5 separate regions of the Homo sapiens genome follow, and regions 1, 2, 4 and 5 are each linked to region 3. A link is a contact called in ENCODE Hi-C or POLR2A ChIA-PET data. All regions are on one chromosome and are shown on one strand. Each heading gives the region's core, a stretch centred on a gene start or an enhancer-like site at or near the end of the contact. The rest is flanking DNA. Distances are from core to core; before and after follow the strand shown.

What was found. A loop is a pair of places that touch in the nucleus more often than their neighbours do. ChIA-PET counts read pairs that join two places held with the same protein, here RNA polymerase II (POLR2A). Pooled maps may share reads with other maps.
Region 1: a loop to region 3 is called in a map of CD4-positive, alpha-beta T cell, with 15 times the contacts of the local background. The contact joins the promoter of LINC02427 here to the promoter of FLJ38576 in region 3. A Hi-C loop is called at or near these places in 5 of 168 maps with a recorded cell type or tissue (B cell, CD4-positive, alpha-beta T cell, CD4-positive, alpha-beta memory T cell and 2 more) and 11 of 50 pooled maps.
Region 2: a map of gastrocnemius medialis shows a loop between it and region 3 (7-fold over the local background). The contact joins the promoter of CASP3 here to the promoter of FLJ38576 in region 3. A Hi-C loop is called at or near these places in 5 of 168 maps with a recorded cell type or tissue (CD8-positive, alpha-beta T cell, OCI-LY7, ascending aorta and 2 more) and 17 of 50 pooled maps.
Region 4: a loop to region 3 is called in a map of CD8-positive, alpha-beta T cell, with 7 times the contacts of the local background. The contact joins the promoter of IRF2 here to the promoter of FLJ38576 in region 3. A Hi-C loop is called at or near these places in 2 of 168 maps with a recorded cell type or tissue (CD8-positive, alpha-beta T cell and naive thymus-derived CD4-positive, alpha-beta T cell) and 11 of 50 pooled maps. POLR2A ChIA-PET finds 5 or more read pairs at or near these places in 1 of 52 experiments (activated B cell).
Region 5: a loop to region 3 is called in a map of ascending aorta, with 14 times the contacts of the local background. The contact joins the promoter of ACSL1 here to the promoter of FLJ38576 in region 3. A Hi-C loop is called at or near these places in 3 of 168 maps with a recorded cell type or tissue (CD8-positive, alpha-beta T cell, ascending aorta and endothelial cell of umbilical vein), 2 of 37 single-sample maps with no recorded cell type and 12 of 50 pooled maps.

The regions. Positions count from the first base shown.
Region 1 is chr4:184,535,795-184,541,448 of GRCh38, reverse strand. LINC02427 (long intergenic non-protein coding RNA 2427) reads left to right here and starts at 3,866. Exons shown (of 3, transcript NR_147158.1): 1 at 3,866-3,947. RefSeq lists enhancers at 3,526-3,855, 3,926-4,135.
Region 2 is chr4:184,647,001-184,652,351 of GRCh38, reverse strand. CASP3 (caspase 3) reads left to right here and starts at 2,905. Exons shown (of 8, transcript NM_004346.4): 1 at 2,905-2,957; 2 at 3,721-3,887. It overlaps PRIMPOL (primase and DNA directed polymerase), which reads right to left and starts at 2,614. Exons shown (of 14, transcript NM_152683.4): 1 at 2,444-2,614; 2 at 252-329. RefSeq lists silencers at 2,598-3,177, 3,188-3,397.
Region 3 is chr4:186,189,844-186,195,168 of GRCh38, reverse strand. It overlaps FLJ38576 (a long non-coding RNA gene), which reads left to right and starts at 3,679. Exons shown (of 1, transcript NR_046264.1): 1 at 3,679-5,325. CYP4V2 (cytochrome P450 family 4 subfamily V member 2) reads right to left here and starts at 3,602. Exons shown (of 11, transcript NM_207352.4): 1 at 3,132-3,602; 2 at 557-669. The coding sequence starts at 3,345. RefSeq lists a silencer at 3,276-3,805.
Region 4 is chr4:184,472,177-184,477,522 of GRCh38, reverse strand. It overlaps IRF2 (interferon regulatory factor 2), which reads left to right and starts at 2,973. Exons shown (of 9, transcript NM_002199.4): 1 at 2,973-3,144. It overlaps IRF2-DT (IRF2 divergent transcript), which reads right to left and starts at 2,721. Exons shown (of 1, transcript NR_186573.1): 1 at 219-2,721. RefSeq lists enhancers at 1,935-2,264, 2,615-2,804 and silencers at 2,835-2,954, 3,765-3,814, 3,895-4,584, 4,645-4,714.
Region 5 is chr4:184,823,031-184,828,999 of GRCh38, reverse strand. ACSL1 (acyl-CoA synthetase long chain family member 1) reads left to right here and starts at 3,032. Exons shown (of 21, transcript NM_001995.5): 1 at 3,032-3,084. It overlaps LOC105377587 (a long non-coding RNA gene), which reads right to left and starts at 2,829. Exons shown (of 3, transcript XR_939564.4): 1 at 2,029-2,829. RefSeq lists enhancers at 1,854-2,133, 2,304-2,353, 1,960-2,463, 3,714-3,783 and a silencer at 2,584-3,543.

The DNA of each region.
Region 1 (5,654 bases), core at 2,617-5,116, 1.7 Mb after region 3:
TCTCTCACCCAGGCTGGAGTGCAGTGGCATGATGTCCGCTCACTGCAACCTCCACCTCCCAGGTTCAAGCAATTCTTGGGCCTCGGCCTTCTAAGAAGCTGGGATTACAGGCCTGCGCCACCATCCTTGGCTAATTTTTGTATTTTTAGTAGAGATGGAGTTTCGTCATGTTGGCCAGGCTGGTCTCGAATTCCTGGCCTCAAGCAGCCTGCCTCAGCCTCCCAAAGTGCTGGGATTACAGACATGAGCCACCATGCCTGGCTATAGTAGTAATATTTATATTAGACTTAAACTTTGCTGTTGATATAGTCAAAACAGAACTGTTTTAAGTTTCTTTTTCACTATATATATAGATATAGATTTTTTTTTTTTTTGAGATGGAGTCTCACTCTATCTCCCAGGCTGGAGTGTGCAGTGGCACAATCTTGGCTCACTGCAACCTCTGCCTCCCGGGTTCAAGTGATTCTCCTGCCTCAGCCTCCCAAGTAGCTGGGACTACAGGTGCATGCCACTACACACGGCTAATTTTTGTAATTTTAGTAGTGACGGGGTTTCACCATATTAGCCAGGCTGGTCTTGAACTCCAGACTCCAGACCTCGTGATTCACCGCCCCCCCACCTTGGCTTCCCAAAGTGCTGGGATTAGAGGCGTGAGCCACCACACCTGGCGTTTCACTAGATATTTTATTTGTGATGGAAGCTATCTCAGCAGTTCGGATGCCTGGCTGACAGCTGGGTCAGGATTCAGGTGCCATTGCCACTAAAAGCAAGGGCCATAACTTTCACCCAACTAGAGGGATTAATAATTCTTAATGATTTGTACTCGGCCTTCCCCTCCCTTAGTACAGATAATTGAGAATTGACTGTTACTGTTTTATTTCTTTGTTATCTTTTATGTAGTATTATTTGTTATTTATTATATTATTATGTAGTATTATTATCTTAATCAATATAATACTCCAATAAATCCAAATAACCAAATAATAGTATAAATATAGTATCAATAATATAAATACTACTAACAGCCAAATCTTAAGTAATTGAAGAAATAAAAATCACAAAAAAAGATGTTTTATGCTGGACTCCATATTTGGTTGTTTATACCTAACTTTTAGAAAATTCCAGCTTTCCCTTCTCTGAATTTCCTGGGTTTTATCTAAGTTCTCTGATTAAGAACCTCATCTTTTGGCTCCAACTATATATTCCTTGATTGTAGATTTAAATTCCCAGGTGGTTGTCTCACTAGAATCCACTCCTCCCCTCCCCTAAAAGGAGCTGATTAATTAGGTGAAAGCACAGTCCCAATAACTAATTTAACTATGTTCTATTTAAGTAGCAGGCTTTCTCTCTTGTGAGATCCTGCTATTTGATGTAAAGAAAAAAGGCCTTCTTGTCAAAATTTATCAAGACTTTATATATACCGTATAATCTTCAACCTCCTAGTTCTGCTCTGATATGTATTATTTCTTTCCTTCTTCTAATTTTGGGTGTGATTTATTCTTGCTGTTCTAGTTCCTTGAGGTGCATCATTAAGTTGTATATTTGACATACTTTTCTATTTTTTTGATGCAGGCATTTATTGCTATAAACTTCCCTCTTAGCATTGCTTTTGCTGTATCCCACAGGTTTTTGTATGTTGTTTATATTTTCATTTCTTTCAAGAAATTTTTGAATTTTTTTCTTAATGGTTGTTCTGAAGCAGGCTGTTCGAGCTCCCTGTATCTGTACAGTTTCTGAAGTTTCTCTTTTTATTGATTTCTAGTTTGACTCCATTGTAGTCTGATAAGATACTTGATATGATTTTGATTTAAAAAATTTGTTGAGCTGGTCATGGTGACTCATGCCTGTAATCCCATCAATTTGGGAAGCTGAGGCAGGCAGATTGCTTGAGCCCAGAAGTTGGAGACCAGCCTGGGCAACATGGTGAAACCCCATCTCTACAAAACTACAAAAAATTAGCCAGGCATGGTGGTGTGTGCCTGTAGTCCCAGCTATTAGGGAGACTGAGATGGGAGGATCACCTTAACCCGGGGAGGTTGAGGCTGCAATGAGCCATGAGTGCTATTGCACTCCAGTTCTGAGAGACAGAGTGAGACCCTGTCTCAAAAAACAAAAACACAGAGACATATACATAAATACTCTGCAGAATCTATGTATGTATGTATGCATTTCCCTGCAGAGGACAAAGGGCTACATAAGGGACACTACTTGTAAAGTTTTTGTTTTTTGCATGTGTGTTTTTTGGGGATGGAGATTTTTTGAGACTGGCTATCTGGCCAACTTCAAAATTCCACAAGAATGAAGATTGGGTGGCAGGCATTTGACTTGCACAGTTATGCATTTTATTTGGTCACCCAGGTCTTCCACACAACCCATTTCATTAGTCATTAGTCAAATTCAATTTTCTTTTTTTTTTTTTTTTTTTTAGACAGAGTCTCACTCTGTCACCCAGGCTGGTGTGCAGTGGCACAGTTTCAGCTCACTGCAACCTCTGCCTCTCAGGCTTAAGCGATTCTTCTGCCTTATTCTCCCGAGTAGCTGGGACTACAGGTGCGTGCCACCACGCCCAGGTAATTTTTGTATTTTTAGTAGAGACGGGGTTTCACCATGTTGGCCAGGATGGTCTTGAACTCTTGACCTTGTGATCCGCCCGGCTCGGCCTCCCAAAGTGCTGGGATTACAGGTATGAGCAATCGTGCACGGCCATAATTTTTTTGGTTTTCTTTTCTTTTCTAGAAAGAAACAGGGAGGAAGGAAGGAAGGAAGAGAGGAAGGATCTGAAGTAAATATGATAAAACTTTGTCGTAGATACCAAGGTGTTTAAAAATTGCTCTATGTGTTTTTCTTTATACTTATTTCAAACCAAAAAATTATTTCATCTTTGTAAACAATGAGGAAAATACACATAAGTTTTATAAAATGCAACACTCTCATCCAAAGAAGACTAATTTTAACATTTTGATGTATATGAGTCCAGACTGTGCCATACGTTCATTTGCCTACAAGTCCTAATATATAATATGCGTTGGTGCTTTTTGTTGTTGTTTTTTTTGGGGGGATAGTTTTTGAAGAAGCCAAAAATTTTTTAAAAAGTTCTATTTATAAGGTAGATGACTCTGAGGTTTGTTCTTTCTCTGAGTCTGCGTCGGCTCGCCTTCCTTGATTCTACGACGTTTTGTCACAGTTCCACAGTCCCGTTTGTAGATCGTGTGGGTTATTCTTCACCCCACTCTGTCCACTTGGGGGCTATCTCAGTCCATTTCAGATCTGAGACTGGACGGAGGCCGACACCCGTTTCCAAGCCAAGTCTTCCTGTGCGGCCGACATTCATCAGATCACCCTCCCTCTGTGAAACGAGGTCTCCTAACGGCACCCCCTGACTTTTTTTCGACACCCTCATACATTTGGCCCTCGGTATCCACAGTGTTCCCCACCGATGGATTCAATCAACCAGGAATCGAAAATATCCTTTAATAAATTGCATCTGTACTGAACACGTACAGACTTTTCCTTACCATTATTCCCTAAACAACACAGTATAACAATTATTTACATTGCATTAGGTATTAGAAATAATCCAGAGAAGATTTAAAGTACACGGAGGATGTGCGTAGGCGATATGCAAATATTACGCCATTTTATATCAGGGACTTGAGCATTCCGGATTTGGTATCAGCACAGGTCCTGGAACCAATTCCCCAAGGATGTGGAAGGAGGACTGTATCATTCAGGAAAAAGTACAATCCTCTGCGGTGCTGCCCCCAGCTCCCCGCCTTCACCACTGCGCCTGCGCCTCCGAGAACGGACTACAACTCCCAGGATGCACCGCGCCCGCCACCGCCCTGGCAGCCCGACTTCCTGCTGGAGGTTTCCTGTGGCTTGGGGCTCCGCCCGGTATGGGGAAAGTTTAAGGCGGAAGAGCCCTCGTTTGTCGGCTGCTTGGGAAGGTATTGGGAACAGCTTATGTTTTTCTTTCACAAAAAAGCAGCAGGCACCACAGAGAGAGACGGCTGTCTAGTTTTTTGTTGGGCACAGATCTTGCTTCTCTGAACCGGGAGAGAGGTGTTTGCCCCTCGCTGCGGGGGCCCAGCACAGGTGGTTCCTGCTGGCTGTTGTCCTTGGTCACATCGTCCTTGGAGTTGTAGGAATCCCTCCCAGACTGTGGGATAGGCTGACAATCTTGGATATTATTGTAGTGGTGAATGTTTTCTCTTTAAGGGATTTCAGTGGGAAATTTAGAGGAACGTAGAGGAGGCTGTTGGGTATTTTACCCTGCGTGCTTCCTTTAGAGATTGTTCTGAGCTGTGTACTTTGTAATCCTTGGGCCCGGGATTCTTATCATGTTCTTTTCACTGGTTTTGGTTAATGTGTTTGTTCTGAAGACAGTAGCCTGGGGGAATGAGACATCTCCTTAAGGCGCCGCTTGACTGACAGACACCCTTAATGTATGTAATTCATGGAAAACTACAGTCCCCACCTCACCCCCCTAAAAAAGCAAAACATCTGAGTTAGGGGGTGTGTCAGATTGAAATGGTTGAAGAGTGAATGGTGGCTGGAAGGTGAGCAGTTAGAAGTGATTGCAAATTCCTTTCCAGTATATTGTCAAGAAGGATAGGATGGTGGCCTGACACCCAGCTCTGCTATTTATTCTGTTATCTCTTACAGGTTAGTCTCCCTCTTTGAGTCTTAGTTTCTTGTCTGTAAAATAAGGGTGATATTACCGGTCCTCCCTGCTTGTCAGTTTTTGTGAAGGCAGTTCAAAATAAAGTATGTCAACATAGTTCCTAAACCCCACAGTCTCCCAAAAGTGAGTGAGTTGGTAATCAGTAGAGTGTCCAGTGTAATACAAGGCCAGGGCCGCTAGAAATGCCGTTCAAAGCAGACCGCATCTACAAAATACCTTCACAGTAACAGCTAGATTAGTGTTTGATTAAATAATTTAATTAAATAATAATAATTAATAATAGCCTAGCCAAGTTGACACATAAAACTAACCCTCATACCCCAGAAAGTCTTTGCTCAAATATTATGTTTTCCTAACATTTAAAATTGCAGTCCTACACACGTGTACATCTTCCCTAATATTCTCTCTTCCCGTTCCCCTAGCCTGCTTTCCTTTAGCATTTATTATCTTTGAGCCATCCCTGTATTTCTTATCTCTATCTTTATTGTCTTTTTGCCTTCTCTGGAATGTTAGCTCCACGTGGGCGGGGCATTTTTGTCAATGTTGTGAACCGATGAATCCTCAGCACCCAGCACAGCATCTAGCACACAGTGGGCTCCTAAGAAACCTTTGCAAATCACCGAATGAAGCATTAATGTGAGCACTCAGTAAATATTTTTTCAAATGAATTTAGAGCTGGAGTTCATCATGAGATATTCCTGAACAGCCTCAGTAGGAGAGAAGTAGGAAAAGGGTAGAAGCATGGCAGATTATAGGAAAAAAGAGAAAATTTTCAGAGTTTGACATCTAAGAAGTCGAAGATTTAGTGAAGAAGGAGCACAGACTTGGGTGTTAAGTTCCCTTTACCCCTTAGCTGTGTAACTTTGGACAGGTTGTCTAATCTCCTTGAACCTCAGTTTCTTCGTCTGTAAACTGGAAATAGTAATACTTATCATGTAGGGTTGTACCAGTGGTGACAAGTTGATGCGTT
Region 2 (5,351 bases), core at 1,656-4,155, 1.5 Mb after region 3:
TGCCAGCCCAATCACCCTTAAAACCATTTTCATCACTTTTCACAGGGATAATGATTCATAGCAACATTCAACTCACACAGGTAAACTAACGTCACGAAGTCTAAACTCCCCTCCAGAATCTGGCCCTAAATCATTTACCTATTTCATTTCTTACTCTTCCACCATCTCACCAAATGAATTGATAATGACCTCTGCTTTCTCCTGAGCCACTCCAGAAACCTCCCCCCGCACCCAGCACACATTTCTCTTACCTGGAATGCCCCACGTTGCTTTTCCCGAATTCTTCCCCTTCCAGGCCCAGATCAAGTTCTGTCACCTCTGGGATACCTCTGTAAAGAGAAATTACTGGCTTCAGCCAGAAGACACTGCCTCCAGCCTACTGTTTGGCTATAATTAAAATGTTTGGCTGGGCACGGTGGCTCACGCCTGTAATCCCAGCACTTGGGAGGCCGAGGTGGGTGGATCACCTGAAGTCAGGAGTTCGAGACCAGCCTGGCCAACATGGTGAAACCCCATCTCTACTAAAAATACAAAAATTAGCTGGGCCTAGTGGTAGGCACCTGTAATCCCAGCCACTTGGGAGGCTGAGGCAGGAGAATCATGTGAACCCGGGAGGCGGAGGTTGCAGTGAGCCGAGATTGCACCACTGCACTCCAGCCTGGGCAACAAGGGTGAAACTCCGTCTCAAAAAAAAAAGTTCACAGACTAAGTAAATTAGTATGATTTACAGGAAACCAGAAAACTGCTGCTAATGCTTGCTAATTTGGCAAGAAAGTTTAGCACAGGAAGGGGTTTGGGCATCACAATAGGATAAGGACTAGTTCAACCACACTAGTCCCCTCTTTGCAAATTACTGCTCTGCAGAGCCACTGTTAAGGTTGGGAGTGGGTCCTATTTCTCAGTTTTATTGAGGCAGAAAAAGGACTGTCAAACATTGGTGTTCACTCAATTCAGGAGGGATAAAGAAAGGCCTAAGTCTTATTTGTGGGATCTGAGTTTAACTCCTGTGACTGTCTTTTTAGCAACAGCAAACTACTTAACCCCTTTTTTTTCTTTTTTTTGAGACAGAGTCTTGCTCTGTTGCCCAGGCTAGAGTGCAGTGGCGCAATCTCAGCTCACTGCAACCTCTGCCTCCCGGGTTCAAGCGATTCTCCTGCCTCAGCCTCTCAAGTAGCTGGGATTACAGGTGCCCACCACTGCACCCGGCTAATTTTTTTTGTATTTTTAGTAAAGACAGGGTTTCACCATCTTGACCAGGCTGGTCTCGAACTCCTGACCTCGTGATCCACCTGCCTCGGCCTCCCAAAGTCCTGGGATTACAGGCATGAGCCACCGCGCCGGGACTTAACCTCTTTAAACTCGGCCTTAACCTCTTTAAACCTTATCCTCTTTAAATTGGAATTCCTATCCCGAGGGATTGTTGAAAGGCTGAAACAAACAAATGTATTATGAAAATGTAAAAGCATGCAATAAACTCAGCAAGGGGTAACCATATATAAAACTAAGTATATTTCTGTGCAGAATATAGTCCCTATAGTCGAATAGGCGCAAGTGTTAGAAACAGGCTCTGCCATGGGGTCCCTGAATCTGACTTCTGAATGTCAAGAACTTTTTGAAATCTGATGCAGAATGTCGTGCTCACATGTGTTGGTGAATTCTTCTGCGAAAATGATTCACAGTTTGCTTCAGGGTCTGAAATGAGTTCACGACCCAAAATAGGAAGGGGATCGGTAGGGCAGTGTATATAGCACACCATTGACGTAACCATTAATAACTCCATCTTAGGAGAAGACCCCATTTTTACATTTCATAAGGCATTTGCCAACAAGCATACTATACTTTAATAAACAAATAAAAAAATAGTCCGCATCCAGCCAGGTAAGGACACAAACAAGCACTCTCTTCCATTACCAGTTCTCACCACAGGACTCTGTGACTATAAAAGATGGGGCCTTCGGCAGCTCCCAACAGCCGGCTTAATTGACGCCGTCTTTGCAGAAGGACCTCTCGGCCCAAACCAGGCTTCTTTTCCTCTTCTTCACTCCCTCTGGATTGGTTCGTTAATCTCTTTGCCCCATCTCTTTTTCCTCATGATGTTAAATGCTACTTTGTTGTGGGATGCTTAACTTGTAACATTTATATGTGGATTAAGTACACTACTATGATGCGTGAGCGGCTTGAGCCTGTGTGTCAGGCTCTGACTACCCAGTGACCAGCAAGTGCTGAGAACTGCCTCCTTGGGAACTCCACGCAGCTCGTGGCTTTTGTGATCGAAAGAGCGTCCACAGCAGCCTGACATGGTGGAAAACACAGCATGCGTGGACCTGGTTATTTCTAGCCTGGCACCCTGATGACAGGAGGTTAAGGCTTTTGATTTAGGGAGAGAGACCTGAGGGTAACCCAAAGAAAGGCCTCAGGTCATCGCAGAGGAGACAGAAATTACCGGTGGGCGTCCCGGCCTGCTCCTCTTCTTCCCAGAGCTCAAACTGGGCAGCAGGCCTGGCTTTGTCTCCCTTCTAGGTACCCGTTGGGCCTGGCGCGGTTTCCAAGTCTCCCTCAATTTCCCTCCAGAATCCCGCGCTGGGAGCGGAAGCCCGCGGACTCTCAGGAAGACCTAGATTTCAAATCCGGGGCGGGGGAGCCGGGCCGAGCCTCAGGGCGGGACCAAAGCGGGAGGACTGGCGCGGGACGCGAGGGCGGGACCAGGGCGTGAGGACGCGGGGCGCGGGGGCGGGGCGCGCTGCGGTGGGCGGGCGCCTCCTGGGGCCCAGCCTGGGGCTGGGTTCTCGGGCGGGCGGGAGCTAGGGGACGGGCCGCAGCGGAGGCGGCGCGAGGGGCCGACAGGGGCGGGCGGGAGGCGGGGCTGGCGCTGGAGCACATCTCCCGGCGGCGGGCCGCGGAAGCAGTGCAGACGCGGCTCCTAGCGGATGGGTGCTATTGTGAGGCGGTTGTAGAAGGTATGAGGAGGCTGTGCGGTGACTGCCGCCCTCGCTCCGGGCCGTCAGCCCTGCCCCCGCTCCCTGCGTTCTCCCAGGCCCTGCGCCCGCCCGGGTACCTGCCCGGTCTGGAAGGCGGAGTGTTTGTTTTGCCACCTCGCCCGGGCGGGGGCGAGCAGTGAAGCCCGCGGAGCGAGAGACTTGGCCCGGAGGCGGGAGCCTGGGCCGGGGCCGGGGAAGCCAGGCAGCGGGTTAAGGCTTTTGATTTAGGGAGAGGGACCTGGGGGTAACCTAAGGAAAGGCCTCAGGTCATCGGAGGGGAGACCTGGCCCGGGGGCGGGAGGCTGGGCTGGGACCGGGGAGGCCGGGCAGCGCGAGGCCGGGCCGGGGAGGCCAGGCAGCGGGAGGCCTGGCCAGGGGAACCGAGCCCGGGGCCGGGAGGTCGGGCACGGGGCACCGAGCTCCGAGGGCGGGAGACCTGGCGGCCGGCCGAGTGCCGGAAGGCCGGGTCAGGCGGCGGAAGGCAGCGGCAAGCTGGGAAACGGACGGCGCTACCGCCGGCGGAGGAGTGGCCCCGGGAAGCGGTGCTGCGAGGGCTGGGGCGGCCGGGTGCTGACTGTGAGATACTCGCCCTGGGGGCTGATCCTTCCAATTTTGGACGAGGCTTCCGTCTCTGCTGCCTTCCATGCCTGGGGCCTGGATTATCCCGGGTTGACAATGTGGTTTAGCTCTTCCAGAGAGATAGTTGCAGGGTTTAAACTCCAATTCCTTTTCGGCCCTGCAGAGTTTCGTGAGTGCTCGCAGCTCATACCTGTGGCTGTGTATCCGTGGCCACAGCTGGTTGGCGTCGCCTTGAAATCCCAGGCCGTGAGGAGTTAGCGAGCCCTGCTCACACTCGGCGCTCTGGTTTTCGGTGGGTGTGCCCTGCACCTGCCTCTTCCCCCATTCTCAGTAAGTGGCACCCAAGCAGGAAACCGGAAAACATCGTTCGCAGCCCCCTCTCGCCCACCCACTTCTTTTCCTGCTTAGTCGCCAAGCCTTGTCGACCTTGTAAATGTCTGCCAGATCTGTCCGCGTCTCTCTATCTCTGATTTCAGCCGTCTGACCACAGCAGCCTCTTCCCTGGTCTCTCCACTTCCAGACCCGCCTGCTCCTTTGCAGTCCACTTTTTACAGCACAGGCAGAGGGATCTTTATGAAATGAAAGTCTAGAAAGCTCGTCCTTTGCCCTTAGGTTAAACCCAGCACTTAATATGGCTAACAAACCCCTGCGTGTGTTGGGTCCTGAGTGCCCCCACCCCTCCTTATCTTTAGCACCGGTTCGATTTCTGCACGGCAATGCTGACCTTCATACCTAGTGTCTGCCTGCAACACCTCTGCACTCCCTTTCTCCCGCCATCACATTTGATTAGAAGAGCTGCTACTTAAATTTCTGTTTTCATTAAACAGTTTAAGGTTAAATCTTCCTATGCTGTGTTCTTTCTGCAGCCAGCATTCCCTAAGAGAGATGTGTCATATCCTTTGCAGTTGCTTGTTTACTATCTTCCCTGCTAGATTTGCAAGCAAACTCCAGGAGGGACGGACTTGGTTTATCTTGGTATCCTTAGTGTCTTGCCCCAAATGCGGGGCCTGGCATAACACAGTGAATGCCCATCCATTGTATTTTTACTTTTATGCCCTATCTAGAAAAAGTAGACCTGGTTTAGGATTATTCAGCAAATAATAATTAGAAAAGAAATGGTAGAGGTGACATACGGAGTCACTGAAACGATGTAAACCTGCAAGATAGCTGAAAGAGGGCCAGGCAAGGTGGTTAGACCAGACTGTATCAAAATGGGCTCAGCCACTGTGAATGTGCGTGCTGTGGTTACATAATCTCTAAAAATGAAATATAAAGCTTAAATCATCTCTATCACAGCCCGATGCTTGGACTTTGGTTTTGCTTTGCCTTTTTGCAAAAGAAGGTTTTTGAAAGTGAAAATTATTTTAGTGAATGGATGAACAGTTTATTGGAGTATGGCAATAAAACCTGTTCAAAGTAAGAGACATTAGACATTGTACCTAGTTAAATCAGATTTGCTTTTGCTATCCTGAATAAAGGCCTTGCCTCTTGCCATTTGAAGAGACTGGCATCTGATATAGGCAATTATAATGCTTCTTTACTGTTTTGTTTTCAAACCTCGTTTAACACAATCTCCTACTGCTTCATCCCCCTACAAAGCAGTCTTTATTTTGATGAATGATATATTACATTGCTTCTGGTGCCTACTATTAGATCTTTAAGCTCTGCCCCAAAGATAAGAAGCACTGGTGTTTGGGCCTAAACAAAGATGGGAGAATTCTTAGATTTATATAATATTCTTTCTCTGCATGTTTTGTTCTTACCTTCACATGTTGCCTGTAGAGCTTCTTTGCA
Region 3 (5,325 bases), core at 2,430-4,929:
CTGACCCAAATCCTTTTCTCACCATACTACAAGATGATTTCCCCAGACCTTTCAACAAGTAAAAAGACTACAGCTTTTTGGAGGACTAATTTCAACAGCATGGGTTTGTAATATTTATCCCATAAATATCAAATTTGCATTGTCTTTTAAATTTGGACTAAGTTTATCATTGATATGAGACCCTGAGCAACTTGAGGGAAACATATTTTATTAGTCATATATTTTTGAAGTCTTAAAATAGCGTCTGGTGGATAACAAGTGCTTGCCTTGCGGAATAATTTATTTGTGTTTCTAAAAAACGATATCCTTTCAAAAAAAGAATAAATATAAAGGGACCTGATAGCAGTTGTGCACTTATATCTGGAGAATGTTAATCTCCCAGGATTCGGGCTATACCTGGAAAGCATTAAATTGCACCTATATAGTCTAAAATACTTAGTGGAATGTTTTTTGTGCTGAAATGGCTGAAATATAAGGACACGTTATATTGATTCTGGTGAGATTCTCACACTGTCAGATACACAGTACAATACTGATCATATTCACATGTACCCACCTCCACATTTTCTGCATTATAAAGGGCCACCATGGGCACTGGCCCGACCCAGAGCTTCAGCAGCGGCATGTGGCGGTATTCCTCTGTGTACTCAATGATCTGCTGAAAAAATTCTGGGGAAAAACATCAAATTTGAAATTCAATCAAGATGAGAAAGTTGTGACCAGTATTGGACAAAGGTTTGTTTTCTCATTTTGATGAATATACTAATTCTGTAATATGTTACTGTTAGAGGAAGCCAGGTAGAGAGCATGTGTGAACTGCCTGTAATACTGCAACTTTTCTGTAAGTCTAAAGTTTTTTTCAACATAGTATTTGCCACAGCAAATAAACACACATAATGCATGTTAGCTATTAGAGAATAATAATTATTAGGTTTTGATGTCCCAGAACGGGCATTCTTTCTAACGACTGCCCAGTATCACAGAGCTAGTAAATGGTGGAAACTGGCTTGTACCGAGCGAGACTCCAGAACTTCACCATAAACTATGCTGCTTCCAAATGTCTCTCAGATGAAGCAGTTGTCAAAATTGCTATGAAGGGAGCTGGGTGAAATCACCAGTGTCAATCATCCTGCGTCATGCAAATATACTGCCTGCCCTGGTCTGGTCTGACAGAGGGGACAGGGAGGTCTCAATCTGTGGTTCTAAGGCAGCAGGTCCAACAGCTGGGAGTAGCTGGGGAAGGCAGACTTTGTCACAATGGACTGGAAAATGCTAGATTAGAGTTTAGAGGCCAGTTGGAAGCCAACTGCAATCTTCAAGGTGAAATGGCTGAGGCCAGCGTTTGGACATTAGCCGCAAAATGAAACGCAACACCTCTTGTATGTGAAAGACAAGATTCTTGGGAACAACGACTGTATCTTAGAATATTCTGATATCCCCAACTTTGTTGAGGTCAACACTGGGCACAAAGCAGGGCCTTACTAAATGCTTGATTGACAACTAAAGAACTTACTCTAACTGACTTCTAGACAGTGATCTAGAAACTTTGCATGCAATAAATTTAATCCTTAAAGTGACTCTGTAATATAGTCACTTTAACAAGTAAAGGAGAAAGAAAACCCTCTAAGTTAAAGAGTTTTAAATAATTTCTCAAACAACTTGGATATAGTGTTGGAAATTGAACAGTGGTTTTCCTGATGCCAAAATCCAGAATTTGTTGGTGGAATAAAAAGTCCCTTTGTAAAAGACAGTATTCGTCATTGTCTTCACTCTGAAAGTGACTACAAGGAGAATTACTTTAAATAGTCCAGTCAGCTCACAGGTTGTTTTGAAACAGGTCTTTATTCACTAGAGATTTTAATTACTGGAATCCCCAAAACAGTATGATGAGACTTCAGTATATTACTTTCCAGGGGTAGGGGATAGGGGAAAATCTATATTTTTGTACAGTTTATTTTTTAATACCATAAAGCCTTAGGACAAAAGGGGTGGTTAGCTCTGCTTTTAGAATTAACTGAGATGATTTTTACCAGTGTGATTTTCATATCTGTGTTGGATTACTTGTTACATCAGTCATGATGATATTTGGTTGGCAAAGAGTTCGCTTGATTTTTTTCTGTCAAAGTATTTTTAATATTTTGGTAAACACTCTTCCATGAGGCCTCATCTTGTGAAGTTGAAATTACAGCATTATTTTTATTAGAGAAAACAAGTGAAAATGAGAAAAAGTCCTTCAAGCTTTGGAGTTAGTTAATGCTCAGCCTGTAAAACGATTACTAACAAATAATCCCAGAGGAAACTGGGTTCTGGTCTGGGCCAATTTTAAAATATGCCATTTTGGGCAAATCTTCTCATTTCTGGGTACCTCAACGTAATCCCTGATGAAAATAAAACTCTGAGATCGAGTTCGCCCTCCCTGACAGGGAGTTGTAAATACCAGGTACTTTTGAGAGCTTTCTAACTTAACGTGATTTTTTTCCATCAATAAAATGTCCATCTCTGTTTTAAAACATGATTTTAATTAAAAAATTCACTCTTTAATAAACAAGGCGTTTGACACCCTCCAAAGAAGTCTGCCTGAAGGCCCTGCCGTCTCTTAATTGTTATTATGTAACATCCTTTAAAGGGCTAAAGTATGAAGGTCAAGCGGGAACTGAAGCAGCAGTCAAGTCTTGTGATGCCGGGAGGAAGCGTCCAGTGAATCTCTAGTCTCTTATTTTCCAAAGTGGCAGCGAGAGGAGGGCGGCTCTGGGCGTTAAGGTGTTGGCCAGTTTAAAACCGCTCTGTGCTCCCAGGGAGCTTCTGTTCCTAAGGCTTCCCAAGCCAAGGCAGGAGGAAACGGCAGGGCTTTGAGAGCTGAGCAGCGGTGAGGTGGGAAAAGACCGAGGGCAGGGGTTTGGAAATACCGCATCCTGTGCTACACACAAAGAAAATGCTCACTTTGGGATGGGGCACTAGCAGTGTCGGCGGGTGCCAAGGGGCAACGACTAGAACTGGGAGTGCATTCTCCACAGGGTGACAGGCTCCTCTCTCCTGCGGCCAGCGCCACAAGCAGCGGGTTCCTGGCTGATCGGAGGGTGGGAACGGGGCTGCGGACCCCGTTGCGCTCCAGGAGGAGCGCCGGCCCTTACCTCGCCCGTCCGGCTTCATCAGCAGCGCGTGGCCCACCAGTGGGTAGGCGCGGGCCACCGTGGGGATGGGCCGCATCTGCTGCCATTTCCGCGCGTAGCTCGCCACCCTCTGCAGCAGGCTCAGGACCAGACTGGCGCCGGCCAGGGAAAGGGCACTCGCCGCGCCCCACAGCAGCAGCTTCTGCCACACGAGCCCCAGCCAGAGCCCCGCCATCGCCCCGGCTGGCGGCCGCGGGGTGCACTCCGGGAAAGTGCGGGCCCGCGGGGGCGTGGTGCGAGGCGGTGCCGGCCGCACACCGCCCACTTCCCCGCGCGGACCTGGCGCGCTCCCCGCTGCGGGGTCGCCCGGTCCCCGGAACGACGTTTCCCGCCCGGGCGGCGGCCAGAGAGGGCGCCACGGGGCTGTTCCTGCGCCCGGCCCGGCCTACGCAGCACCGCGGCCTCCACGCCCCAGCCGAAAGCGAAAGACCGGAAAACGGTTTCCGGGCCCCAGGGCGTAGTGATTGCACTGGAGGCCCGGAGGCTGCGCCGGGAGGAGGCCGGCGACACTTCCGGCCGCCTCCGGATGCGGGGTCAGGGGCGTCGGAAAGGTCACCGCGGCAGCCCGGCGCGCCCCAGCGGGGCTGTTCTGAGGGTGCTGCGAGGTTGCTCTACGTGCGGGATTCCGCGGGCGGGCAGCCTGCTCTGGAGAGGAAAGGAAGGCGCATCCGGCTCGGAGCCCAGCTCTGCTGCGCATCGCTCGCTCCCTGCGCAACTTGCAGCCCCGGGAGGCGGGGCGCGTCCTGGCTCCCGCGGGGTCACATGGAGCAGCGGGCGCTGTAATCCAGGGAGGCTTTGGGGACACGTTAGGGAAGTCAGCTACCCGTGTGTGTCCGCTGGCCCACTGGGACACTGGGAGCTCAATGAGGTGGTTATGAGCCAGGTATTTTCCAAAATACGCACCAGGCACCAGACCGAGGAAGCCGGAGCCCCGGAGAGCACGCAGGGGCGGGTGGGAGAGGAAGGCGGGCGAGGCTGCTCAGCGGGTGCCGGGAGACCGCAGCCGCGGGGTACTCGCAGAAGAGCCAAGACCTGCCACCCAGCCCGGGAAGGGAGGGAAGGGCCGCGAGAGGGTGCCCCATTTCAGCCTGGGGAGACGCGTGTGCTGGCCGCCAGTCTCTCTTCCCGGCAGAGGGCCCCAGTGCTGACCCCAGCCCCTTTTCCACGCTCGATGCTTCTTACAAAGTGGCCGGGCGAGGAGTGTCGCTCCCCGAGAGGCCAGGCCCTTCCTAAACACTAAAGTGCCAGGAAGATGAAACTGAATGTCCTGGATGCCCGCTTTGCTTAATTACTAATTACGTTCGTTCACTCGAAGCCACTGCATAAGTTGGCCACAGCCACCTGCAGGGCCTCTTTAGTGCAGAGAAAAACATGCCTAAGGCTTTTCTCCATTTGAATTTGTTTTAAGTCATCTGCATGGGCTGACGTGAAATAGCAAGTGAACAAAACAAGTTGCAGAACGGAGTGTGTAAAGTAATGCCTTCTTTTGGAGAAAAGGTTTCTTTCTCTACGGCTCCACTAATGTCTGCAAGTAAAAATACTGATCAGCTCTATGGAGTGGGAATGAAGATGGGGAACTTACGCTTTTTATTTCATTCACGTCTACATTGTTTAATCACTTTAACACTTTAAAAAATAAATATGTTCACTTAGTATCTTTAAGCAAGTCTCATGGGCTTTAGTTTCCTCCTCTCTAAAGGGTTGAGGCTGAGCTATAATAAGGTTAATTACAGCTATAAAAGTAAACAATTTGTCTACATACTGGGGATTCTAAAATAGGGGGAGGAAGGAAGGGGAGTAATGGTTGAAAAACTGTGTATTGGGTACTGTGTTCCCTATTCAGGTGAGGGGATCAATAGAAACTCAAACCTCAGCGTCAGGCAAATTTAACAAACCTGCACATGTGCTCTTGAATCTAAAATTAGAAAGAAAAAGGGTTTGTCTGTATCAGTCTCTGCTAACCTCTGTGGATAAAACCAGGCGGGTAACATACAACCCCTCCCCTCCAGAAGGAGAGAAGGGAGATTGCTCTGGGCAGCAGTGAGTCTCGGCCTGGGCAGAAATGGTCAGAAATGCTGCAGAGCCAGGAGGGGTAAAATGAGCTCAGGGGGCAGTGAGGTGCCCCTGCCTGGAGCACAGGGTCCCACGCAGTGAC
Region 4 (5,346 bases), core at 1,724-4,223, 1.7 Mb after region 3:
ATGAAAAGAGCAAGTAATTATTAATTCACAAGTATTTCAGTGCCTGTGTGCTGGGCACCATGCTAAAGATAAAACAATGAACAAGAGGACAGCTCTGTTGTTTGACAAAAAGGAGCGGAGGCTGGTTTGGCAAGGGAGGGATGTAGGGCTTGTGGGACACAATGGCAGGAGATGAGGCTGGAAAGGTCGTTTGGTGCCAGATTACAATGGACTTTATGTGTCTTGTCAAATAATATGGTCTTTATTCTGAAGGCTACAGAGAGGCTTTTGAGGGGGGCAGTGTTAGGTTTGGAATTGTGCTTTACCTGAAGTTAATTTTCGACTGGATTTTGGCAGTAGTGTGGCTGCTGGCCTGGGGGAGTCCAAGCAGGAGACCAGGAGCACAGGCAGCAGGCAAGTGCAGTAACTGAATGAAGGCAGTGCCCTGAGCACGGGCCAGGCCCAGAGATATTTAGGGGTAGCGTCAATAGGATATGACTGATTGGATGTATGTTGCACGAAGTAGGGCATTAAGAAAAAAAAGGAACAACAAACTTCTTCCTGCTTATCAAAGACCATAATGAGGGCAATGGCCTTTCCTGAAACACGTTCCTTGGGAAGTCAAGCATGAGCATCACAATAGTTTGGAAGCTATCTGCACCCAGCAAGTGAGTTTCCAGTTAGCCTCACGCATGGCAATAGGTGCTTAGGATGCAGGATGCAGGTTCGTGGCCCCGGCCCTGTCTGGCTCCCCTGAAATCACACCACAGAGGCAGCTGCCTTTCGTAAACACAAGGCAGGCAGTGTTAGCTGGTCCAACTAGACCTCATTCTTTCTTTCACCTGGGGCCTGTGCACGGAGGCTGCTGACATGAGTGGACTCCCACGTGTGTGGTGAACGAGAAGTTCAAAGTGACACTTTGCATTCTTCCCTTCTTCTCCACTCTCCTCTTCCCGCTCCAGGAAAAATAAAGGAAGATGATTGTTTTGGTACAGGAAAAAAAAAATGAATACTAGGTTTTTAACTTGTGTCCCGGGTTGGGTAAAGAATGACAACTATTCTATAGTTTGTATAGACTTTCCCTTAGTGGTCATTGCTATATGACATAAGAAAGTCAGTGCCTGGGCCAGGCACTGTCACAGGCCTGTAGTCCCAGCTACTTGGGAGGTTGAAGCAGGAGGATCGCTTAAGGCCAGGAGTTCAAGGTTACAGTAAGCTATGATAGCACAACCTGAGTGACAGAGCAAGACCCTCTCTTTTTTTTTTTTTTTTTTTTTTGAGACAGAGTTTCGCTCTTGTTGCCCAGGCTGGAGTGCAATGGCACAATCTCGGCTCACCACAACCTGCGCCTCCTGGGTTCAAGCAATTCTCCTGCCTCAGCCTCCCAAGTAGCTGGGATTAGAGGCATGCGCCACCAAACCTGGCTAATTTTGTATTTTTAGTAGAGATGGAGTTTCTCCATGTTGGTCAGGCTGGTCACAAACTCCCGACCTCAGGTGATCCTCCTGCCTTGGCCTCCCAAAATGCTGGGATTACAGGCATGAGCCACTGCACCCGGCCTACCCTGTCTCTTAAAAAAAAAAAAAAGTGAGTATTATAATAGAGGGGATAAGGAATAATGTGTATGTGAGGTCTATTTCTGAGACCAGAGCCACAAAACAGAATCCTGCACCTTAGCCATTTTCTTACCACACGCGTTTTCTTGGATACTTCCATTTTTCCAGTCTATATAATTCAATACTTCTGTGACAGAGAGGTGTTGGAGTTTTTTGTTTTGCTTTTGTTTTTTCGCAACTCTTTACATACAAACAGCTATGGTCTCCCAGGAAGGAACTTCCTCTGTTGAGTACAGAAGTCTGGGAAAAGACTGGTGAAATTGCATGCGAGGAAGAAACAGGTCTAACTAAATGTGAATCTATACTTTTAAAGCAAGGGACCACAAAGGGTAGGTCCCAAGGAAGTTGCATTGCTTGCTGCACTTGTCACACGGGCTGTACTTTCTTCTCTCATTTATTTCCATTTACAGCGTTGAAAACTGAGGCCTTAGGCTTTGGTTGAAAACCGAGGCCAAGGGTGACCAGCCAGTGAGTTAAGGAGGCCCCAGCCGAACTTTGCTGGAAGTGCTCCAGCATAAAGCCTCTCTCCAGAACCAGCCGCCACTGAGACGTCTTGAAGTCAAAGTAACTCACACCCTTGTCCACCTCGCCCTGCGGTGAAGAAACTTCGGTCGCACAGGCTCCAGAACTCATCTTGGCGTGGGCTGTGACTTACTGGGGGATGGGCCTCCTTTTCGTTCTAGCTCCTAAATGGAGCGGAGCGCCAGGTGGTGTCAGAGGGGGCGGCGGCCCCTCCAATGGTGGCACCCTCAGCCACGGATAAGGTTCCAATTAGGTAAGGACGCAAGTAATGCTGTCGTTTCGGCTGACTGCTCCTTTCATTCCTTGGAGGTGGTCGGTGTCACAAAACGAATTTTCATTTACTCTCAACAGTCACACCAGCCCTGCTAACTGGATGGTCGCAGCCCCGTGCCTTCGCCGGACGCCCTCCTGGAACCTTCAGGCCACCCTGAGGATGGAGACTCGGGTGCCCGCTCTCCTCCCCTACCGCCGCGGGCCTGCGCCCCCCGCCCCGGACCCCGACTCGGACGTTCTAGCCGCACGTGCGGGCGCCCCTGGGTGCGAGCCGCGGACTCACGAGCCGCTGCTTGTTGCTCCCGCCGCCGCGACCTGGGGAAGCGAAAATGAAATTGACTTTTCCGAGAAATGATGAAAGCGGCGCTGCCCGCCAATGAGCTGCTGCGGCGAACTTCCGCACCTCCCGGCCGGGCCGCTCGCGCCCTCCCTCCGCCTCCACCTCCCGGTTGCACAAGCTTGAAACAAACACTGGGGAGGAAGGGCGGAGGGAGGAGGGCGGAGAGGGGAGGCGAGGGAGGGAGCGCGGCCGGAGGAGGGCGGGGGGTGGGGGGATTTCCAGCCGCGGCTCTTCGCAGTTTCCTCTCCTTGTTTTGCTTTCGATCTGGACTGTTCTCAGGCAAGCCGGGGAGTAACTTTTAGTTTTGCTCCTGCGATTATTCAACTGACGGGCTTTCATTTCCATTTCACATACCCTAGCAACACTTATACCTTGCGGAATTGTATTGGTAGCGTGAAAAAAGCACACTGAGAGGTAACATTTTTCAAATAATAGTTGTGACTGTGTGTGTTTCTCTCGAGGGCATGTTTCTGGGGACTGTGGGGGGCCGTGTGTGTATGCGTGTCCTGATGCCTTGACACGATGTTTTGCAGACGGAAAATGCCGGGGTTCATAAATATTAATACTGATTTTTGGAGGAACAGTCGGCGCAATTATGGATCATCTGATTTTAGGGGAAGCAGGTTCTGCTGCTGTTGCTGCTGCTACTGGGGCTGCTGAGGCTGCGAGGAGGAGGAGGAGGAGGAGGTAGAGAGGGAGGAGGAGGAGGAGGTTGGTGGAGGTTTAATTTCACTTTTGGATTTGCAGATGCGGAGAGGTGGCTCCATGGACACAGACCTGCTGTGTGTGCTTCTGCGCCCCAGGTGTTGTGTGTGGGGGTGCAGGTCAGCTGGAGTCGGGCCTCATTTAAAACAAAATTGTGTGTATGTGCGTGTTTGTGTGTGCGCGCGTGTGTGTGTGTGCAGCCACCGCCGCCACCGGATCCGAAGGAGGGGAGCGGGTCCTTCTCGGTGCCCGCGGCGGCGCCTCTCCAGGCTGCCTCCAGCGTAAATAAGCAGGCACCGCTCCCCGGCCGGGAGGAGCGCCTCCAGCCACGGCCAGAGGAAACTTGCTGGGGCGCCCCGCGGCGGTCCAGGGGCTCGCCTGCCTGCCGGGCTCGGGGTCGGGTCGCGGGCGTCGGGTGCCAGCGGCCGGGGCGGGAGGGCGGGCTCGGAGCCGGGCCGGGCGCCGGGCCTGGCCGACGCGCCCTGCTTCCTGGGGGCTGGGCCGCCGCCGCCGCCGCTCAGAAGGGACGCCGCGTCCTCCTTCCCGCCGGCCAGCGCCCGGTCGGGCCCTGGGGCTTTGTCATTGCACTTGTCCCAGCGCGCCAGGGGCTCGGGCGGCGCGTCCCAGGAAGGCACCGTGCCGAGGGGTCAGCCGCCCGGGCCGCGGCCTAGCGCCGTGCGCCCCCGGGTCCCCGCAGGCGCCCCCGGCCGGCCTCGCGCGCTGGGCCTGACCCGCCTCGGCTACGGAGCGGGCGAGGTGGGGGCGGGGAGCCTCCGGGGACCGAGCGGCGCAGTGGGGGCCGGCGTCCCCTCGGGGTCCCGGGGCGCGGGCCGCGGCGGGGTGGGGACGCGAGTGCCCGCCCCGTGCCCTCCGACCCGGCTCCGGGCGCCGGGTGACATTCGCCCGCTGGCCGAACATGGTTGGTGCAAAGCCGCGGCGGCCGCCACTTCCTTTCCGCCTCGCCGGTAGGGCTCGCCCACCGAGTGAAGCCGGCCGCGGCCAATCGCGGCGCCCGCCTGCTCCCAGTGGCACGGCCTGGGGGCCGGCGTCCGCCGGGGCTGGGGAAGCCGTTCCAAGTTCCAAGGGTCGCGGGTGTAACTCATGCCCCTCCCAGCACGCGCCGGCGTCTCCCCTTGGCCCCCGGTCTGGGTGCGTTTGCCACCCTCTCCTCCTTGTTCCCTAAGAAGCGGGGGAGGGGAAGGAGGCGGGCAGCCTGGGCAGGGCGCCAGAGCCGTGGTCGGGCACCAGGTGAAACGCCCGGGTCAGTCTGTGTAGGCCGGACCCTTGGCGCTCGGCTGCGGATGTGATCCCGGGGACTGGCGGCCGAGGTAGCTCAGAAGAGCGAGGTGGCTTTCGCTCGTTTCTGACCCGCTACTGTCTGAAACTTGGGGACATATTGCCCGCCCCCTCCCTCTTCAACCTCCTCCCTCCGGTTGCTCCTTGTCCTTGGTTATGGAAGGAAAAAACTCAGTTGTTCTAAATGAGGAAAAGTGGTGCTGGCATTCGTCTTCAGCCACCGGCCTCCTTATGGCTGTGACTCGGTCTGCTTTTGATGAATGGCCAGGAGGTATGGAGGATAGTTAGATTTCCTGTTGTGGATTTTCAGGCATCACCGAGACTGCTGTCAAGCCTGCAGTCATTTACTAGTTTTCATATCGACTGCAGGTTCTCTTTGAGCAGTTCAGTTTTTGGTGCTTAAGGGCAGGTGCACAACGGGGTCTGGGGTTAGACCAGGCGGTGGATAGTCTTGATGCTAGGCAGATGCAGTTATCCCTACCAGGCCCAGAGGGTGACTCTGTTTAACTTCACCACGCACGCAGATTCAGGATTCTCTGATTTCCCCAACTTTCCTTTATTCTTCTTTTAGTGGGAGAAGGGGCAAAAGTAGAAACCTAAAAAATCCTGGGAAAA
Region 5 (5,969 bases), core at 1,783-4,282, 1.4 Mb after region 3:
GACCATCCTGGCTAACACAATGAAACCCCATCTCTACTAAAAATACAAAAAACTAGCCGGGTGTGGTGGTGGGTGCCTGTGGTCCCAGCTACTTGGGAGGCTGAGGCAGGAAAATGGCATGAACCCAGGAGGTAGAGATTGCAGTGAGCCGAGATCGCACCACTGCACCCCAGCCTGGGCAACAGAGTGAGACTCCGTCTCAAAAAAAGAGACTGGTTTCTTACCTAAGTCACAAACTCCCAACTATAGAGTCTGGAATCTTCATTTAATGAGAACGCCAAGGGCGTGGCTGTCAATCCTATGACACCTGTCTGAGGTAGGTATTATTCCTGATTTAAGGAGGATGCAATGAGGCTTGATGTGGATTCACCCACCCCAAAGCCTGTGTTCTTAACCACTATGCAATACTGCCTCCCATCAAAGTCTCTATCTCAAGTCCACAAGACAACCCCATACATTGTAAAACTTTTTGGAGTGATTAGATAAAAACTTTTTTGTTTTTTTTTAAGTGTGTGTGCTGAAAGAGACCTAAGAGATTATTTAGCCAAGCCCCCTTATAGCCTGAGGAGAAATCTAGGTTCTAAGGAATGAAGTTGCTTCCCAATGTCACCTAGAAGTTCCTGCCAGAAGGAGTGTGAACTCAGGTCTGATACTGGGTTGTGTGCCTTTCCCAGCCTTGAGTTGGAAATCACCTCATTAAGGGCTAGAGCCCAGGGAGAGGCACCCAGTTTAAAAGAAAAGTGTCTTGAGGAGAAGACGTAAGGTGAGACAGCCAGTGACGACCATCCACATGTTACGGGTTGAATTGTCACCCCCACATTCCCCAAGTTCATATGTTCAGGGGTTTGTTGTTGTTGTTGTTGTTGTTTTGAGACAGAGTCTTGCTCTGTCTCCCAGGCTGGAATGCAGTGGCGTGATCTTGGCTCATTGCAACCTCCACCTCCCTGGGTTCAAACAATTCTTCTGCCTCAGCCTCCCGAGTAGCTGGGACTACAGGTACGCACCACCATGCCCCGCTAATTTTTTTATTTTTAGTAGAGACAGGGTTTCACCATGTTGGCCAGGCTGGTCTTGAACTCCTGACCTCAGTTGATCTGCCTGCCTCGGCCTCCCAAAGTGCTGGGATTACAGGCATGAACCACCGTGCCTGGGCATTCAGGTATCTTAGAATGGGACCTTACTTGGACATTACCTCATGATTACAGAGGTCATCAAGTTAAAATGAGGCAATTCGGGTGGGCCCTAGTCCAGTATGACTGGTGTCCTTATAGAAAGAAGGGATTTGCACACACACACCACAGGGAAGATGGTGTGAGGAGACATAGGGAGAAGATGGGCATCTGCAAGTCAGAGTGGCCGGGCACACATGCTCTTTCATGGGCCTCGGAAGCAGCCAGCCCTCCCACGCCGTGATTTTGTACTTCTAGTCTCCAGAACCAGGACAGACCATACATTTCGGTTGTTGAAGCCACTTAGTGTGTGGTACTTCGTTCCAGCAGCCCTTGAAAACAATAGACCACAGAACTTGGGAGGTGCCTGCAGAGGTTCTGGGGCTGAGGGACCGGTTGGAGAAGAGGAAAAAGGAGAGGCAAAGATGACAAAATCACGGATGGGGAGGCGAGATCTGGACAGAAAAACCAGGGATTAGCCAAGCGGGAACCAGTGAAAACGAACGTGGAGTCCATTTTTTCTAGATCTGGAAGATGGAGATCTAAAAGGACTGAGCTGCTAGAGAGGTTGCTGGTGTGTGCGTTGTCCTCACCCCACTGCACCACTGCGCCCAGCACACTGTGGGAGACACCCAGGGAAAGTCCTTCAGTTATTTGTGGGAGTGAACTGCAGTGTGGCTGAGGCCTGGAGCGAACCACGGTCAGTTTCCCCTGCCTGCAGCCCAGGCATAGCCCTGCGTTGGTTGTGCCCACACTCTGGGGGCAGCCTGAGTGCCAAGTGTGGTACTGCTCTCACTAGCATTTAACCTCTGTGCCCCAGCTTCCTCTTCTGTGAAAGGACAGTAATGACAGTACCTACCTCACTGGGTTATGAAGATTAAATAGAATAATGTGTACGCAGTGTTTGTAGCAATGCCTGGCATCAAGCACTGGGTAAACAGTATCTATTATTATCAAAGGCCTTTACGACAACAATCATTCTTCAAACGGCCCTCCAGCGAACGCTGGGCGCAAACTCCACGGTAACGGGGACCAATGTTGTTAGAGGTTGAGGTTCCTGGTAGGTCCCAGGTGCTAAAAGGAAGAGCAGCCTTTGGGATGTGAGCCCGAAAACCATCGTGTTGGCTTCTGAAGCCCCAAGATGGGCATGGCAGGGACGCGGAAGCCCTCAGAACCGCGGAAGCCCTCAGAACCGCACAGCAGGTGGCCGCCGTGGTGCAGCGCGCAGTCGGCCCTCAGCTCCCCTGCACCGGCGCGAGCTGCGGGCGCTGCCCACGTCAGGCTCTGCAGACACCAGACAGAAAAGGTCTTCCGGCCAGGGAGCGTGGGGGAAACCCTGTGGGGCCGCGCCCGTCAGTGTCAAGGAAAAACGGAGAGGAAGGCCCTTGCCTCCAGGGCCCTCGCAGCAGAATTCTGCCCGGCCTGCCAGGAGGCCAGCGGGGCACGGGCTGAGGGTGCAGGATCCGGAGGGCGCCGCCCGCCCCTCGGGCATCGCGGGGCCCAGGGTCCGCGGGGCCTCTGAGCTGAGGCGGTCCAATGTACCCTTTGTCCTTCCTCAGATTCATTATGAAATCCGAGGCAGTCTGGGCGACTCCAGCGGCGTTCGCCCGCCGCAGCCTCTCGACCGCCGGCCACCCGCCAGCCACGCGCGCCCAGACAGGAGGGCGGCCGGGCGCTCGGCGGGGCGGGGCCTGCCGGGGGCGGGGCCTGCGGGCGGGGCGGGGCCGCGGGAGGGCGGGGCCGGCGCGGCGAGCGCACCAGCAGCATCCTGGCTCAGCCGCGGCGGTGGCGGGGGCGCAACCAGCGGGCCGAGGCGGCGGCGCCAGCGGCGCCTTAAATAGCATCCAGAGCCGGCGCGGGGCAGGGAGTGGGCTGCAGTGACAGCCGGCGGCGGAGCGGCCGGTCCACGGAGGAGGTGAGTGCGCCCGCCGTGCGGAGCCGCGCCTGCTCCCGCGGCGGTGCCCGGGCCCCGGCCGAGGCGCCGGCTGACGTTGCCCTTCAGGGCCGAGCCCGGAGCAGCGGCCGCCGCGGAGGCGCGTGAGCCACCCCAGGCTCGTGGGGCCGCGCCGCCTTTCCGGCCTCCTGCCCGCGGCCCCGCTTCCCTCGGCAGCCGGAGGCCTCCGGGGTGCCCGTGCTGCCGCAGCTTCCTGTGTCTGAGTCGCGGGCGGCGCGGGCGCGGGGCTGGTGCGCGGCCGGGGATGCGCGCGGGACCGACCCTTGTGTGTGCGGCGGCGGGGACCGGCCCGGCGAAGCAGCCGGAGGCCGCGCTTCGGCTGGGAGGAGGTGGCCCAGCTGGGCCGCTGACGTTGCCCTCGTCCGCGGCCCCCGCCTGCCCAGAGGCCGGGCTCGCGGGCGTTCGGACCGCGCGTGGGGCGAGACTGCACTCGCGCCCGCTGAGATGCCGGCCCCACGCAGCGCGGCGGCACGAGGCCCACAGGCAGCTCAGAGGCCGCTGCCAGAGGCAGACATTCTCTCGGTGACTCCAGAGGAGTGCCCGTGGCCCTTGCACTTGGCCGTGGAGTCATTGATCTAAGGAGTGCTGGCATTTTTTGAAATTGAGAAGCAAAGATGATGTCTGTCACCTGGCAGCGTAGACGGAGAGTGGCGGTAGATGACTTGAATGGACACGTGGATTCGAGTCTGGGGACAGGCGTTCCCCCAGTCGGTGCGTTGTGAGAGTGTGGAAACCCCTTCCCCACTCAGTCCAATTTCAAGGTTATGGAGCATAATTAAGAGTGACCATTCTAAAAGCGTTCTCTAGTGCCCTGGCTAAGACTTTTAAGCTTCTTGGTGCAGGAGTGTCTAAAGTCCCGCGACTCTCACTGCCCTGTCTTTTATTTTCTTGACCTTTGATTAGCGTTGAGAGAAACTGGTTAAATCTTGCAGTTTCTGCCACCCATTTCACAACTTAACCTGTGATTGTCCCAAAGAAAACAATTATTGGCTTCTTGCTAGCAAAAAAATCAAAGGCTTCCGGTTGATTGTTTCTTTCTTTTTTTTCTTTTTTCAAGTGGACGTGGAAGGTTAGGCTGGCTAAAACTTAAAGTTTGAGTTGTAGGTCTGTGCTGGGTAGGCTTGAGAAGATGGAGCTTTTTAAGGAACCATTGCTCGCCATCAGATTGGAGCCAGACAGTGCAGTGTGATATAGTGGAAAAGGACCAGGTCTTGGGAGACTTACTTTCTTGTTCTGACTCAACTCGGAAAACACCTCCCTAGTCTGAGGCCCCCCTCCTTATATTTGTGAACAAACTGCATTAGACTAAAATCTTTCACGAGTCCAAATTCTGCGACTAGAAAAATAAACTTGTTAGCCGCACACCTTATACCTCTCCCCTTTAAAACAGACATATTAAAGACTTCTGTTTTCTGAATTTACTGTAAACAGAATACTTAAAAAAAAATTACCCAGACAGGCGTGGTGGCTCACTGTAATCCCAGCACTTTGGGAGACCGAGGCGGGCAGATCATTTGAGGTCAGGAGTTCGAGACCAGCCTGACCAACATGGAGAAACCCTATCTCTACTAAAAATACAAATAATTAGCCAGGCGTGGTGGCATGCATCTCTAGTCCCAGCTACTCGAGAGGCTGAGCCAGGAGAATCGCTTGAACTCAGGAGGCAGAAGTTGTGATGAGCTGAGATCCCGCCACTGCACTCCAGACTGGGCAACAGAGCAGGACTCTGTAAAAAACAAAACAAAACAAAAAATTACCCTTCCCCACAATTATAAGCATTTTGGCATATTTCCTTCCTGTCTCTGTTGTTCCTATTTTGGCAGTATTTTTATTGTTATCGCAGGCAGCCTGACTGAAAAGAAATCTGGGCTTCTAAGTTTTTGGTATTTAGGAGGTAGATACAAGTGACCCATGCATGTAGGGTTAGGTATCTATTTATACCATGCAGGTAGAGTTTTCATAGCCACCTCTACTTTTGGGTGAAGTTTAGGCTAACTGAAAGTGTACCAGCATGCATGGTGTATGCAGAAAAATGAACGTAATTCAGATTATGTGATAGTTTTCTCTTGTTGCCATTATATATAACCCAGGGCTTACCACAAACTGAAATTTCTTATGCATTGACATTTAGCATTTGATGTAAAATGACTATCTCAGAGTTGCTGCCACAAACACTGGTAAAACTGTCCCTACTTTCTAGCATGCTTAATGTCTAGGTCTTGCTACATCTTTTTTGATGTAACTGTTTTGTGGAAAATGGTTGTGTGTTTGGGGAGGCTTTTGAGAAAAGATAAGGTTGTCTTGTCATTATAACTGGGTATTTCTCCTCTCTCCCTTCCAGTTTCACTTGTCTGGAAATAGCAAGACTATAGGAGTAGTAATTTCTAGATATTTATAGTCAGTAACCTTAGAGGAATGTTTAGTTTTTAAGATCAATTGAATTTATTGTGTAAGTTTGCCATTTAAAACAGGTGCCCATTTGTGTTTACTGTCTCTTGTAACCAAACTCTGTTCAATTAGAATCCATTAGTAATGTTTTGTGGAGAGTCTTGTTTGGATGATGCAGTGCATGAGGCTCCTGTACTACAAAATAGAAAAGAAGTTCCTCTAAGGCAGCTCAAAGCTGTTGATATCCTGAAGCCTTTTTAGGCCTCCCTCTCTGACAGGCGGTGATCTGACAGGAGGTAGATAAAGGTGCCGGAGTTTTTAGTGAAGGTTGGCAGTCCAACTTGGTAGTCAGACAAACACATGATGGTCAAAAGTGCCTTTGACACTGGGGCCTGGAGAAGAATTCTCAGTGGCCAGAGCTGATCTGAAGCTGCAGGCAGTTGAGTTTGAGTTTCAAC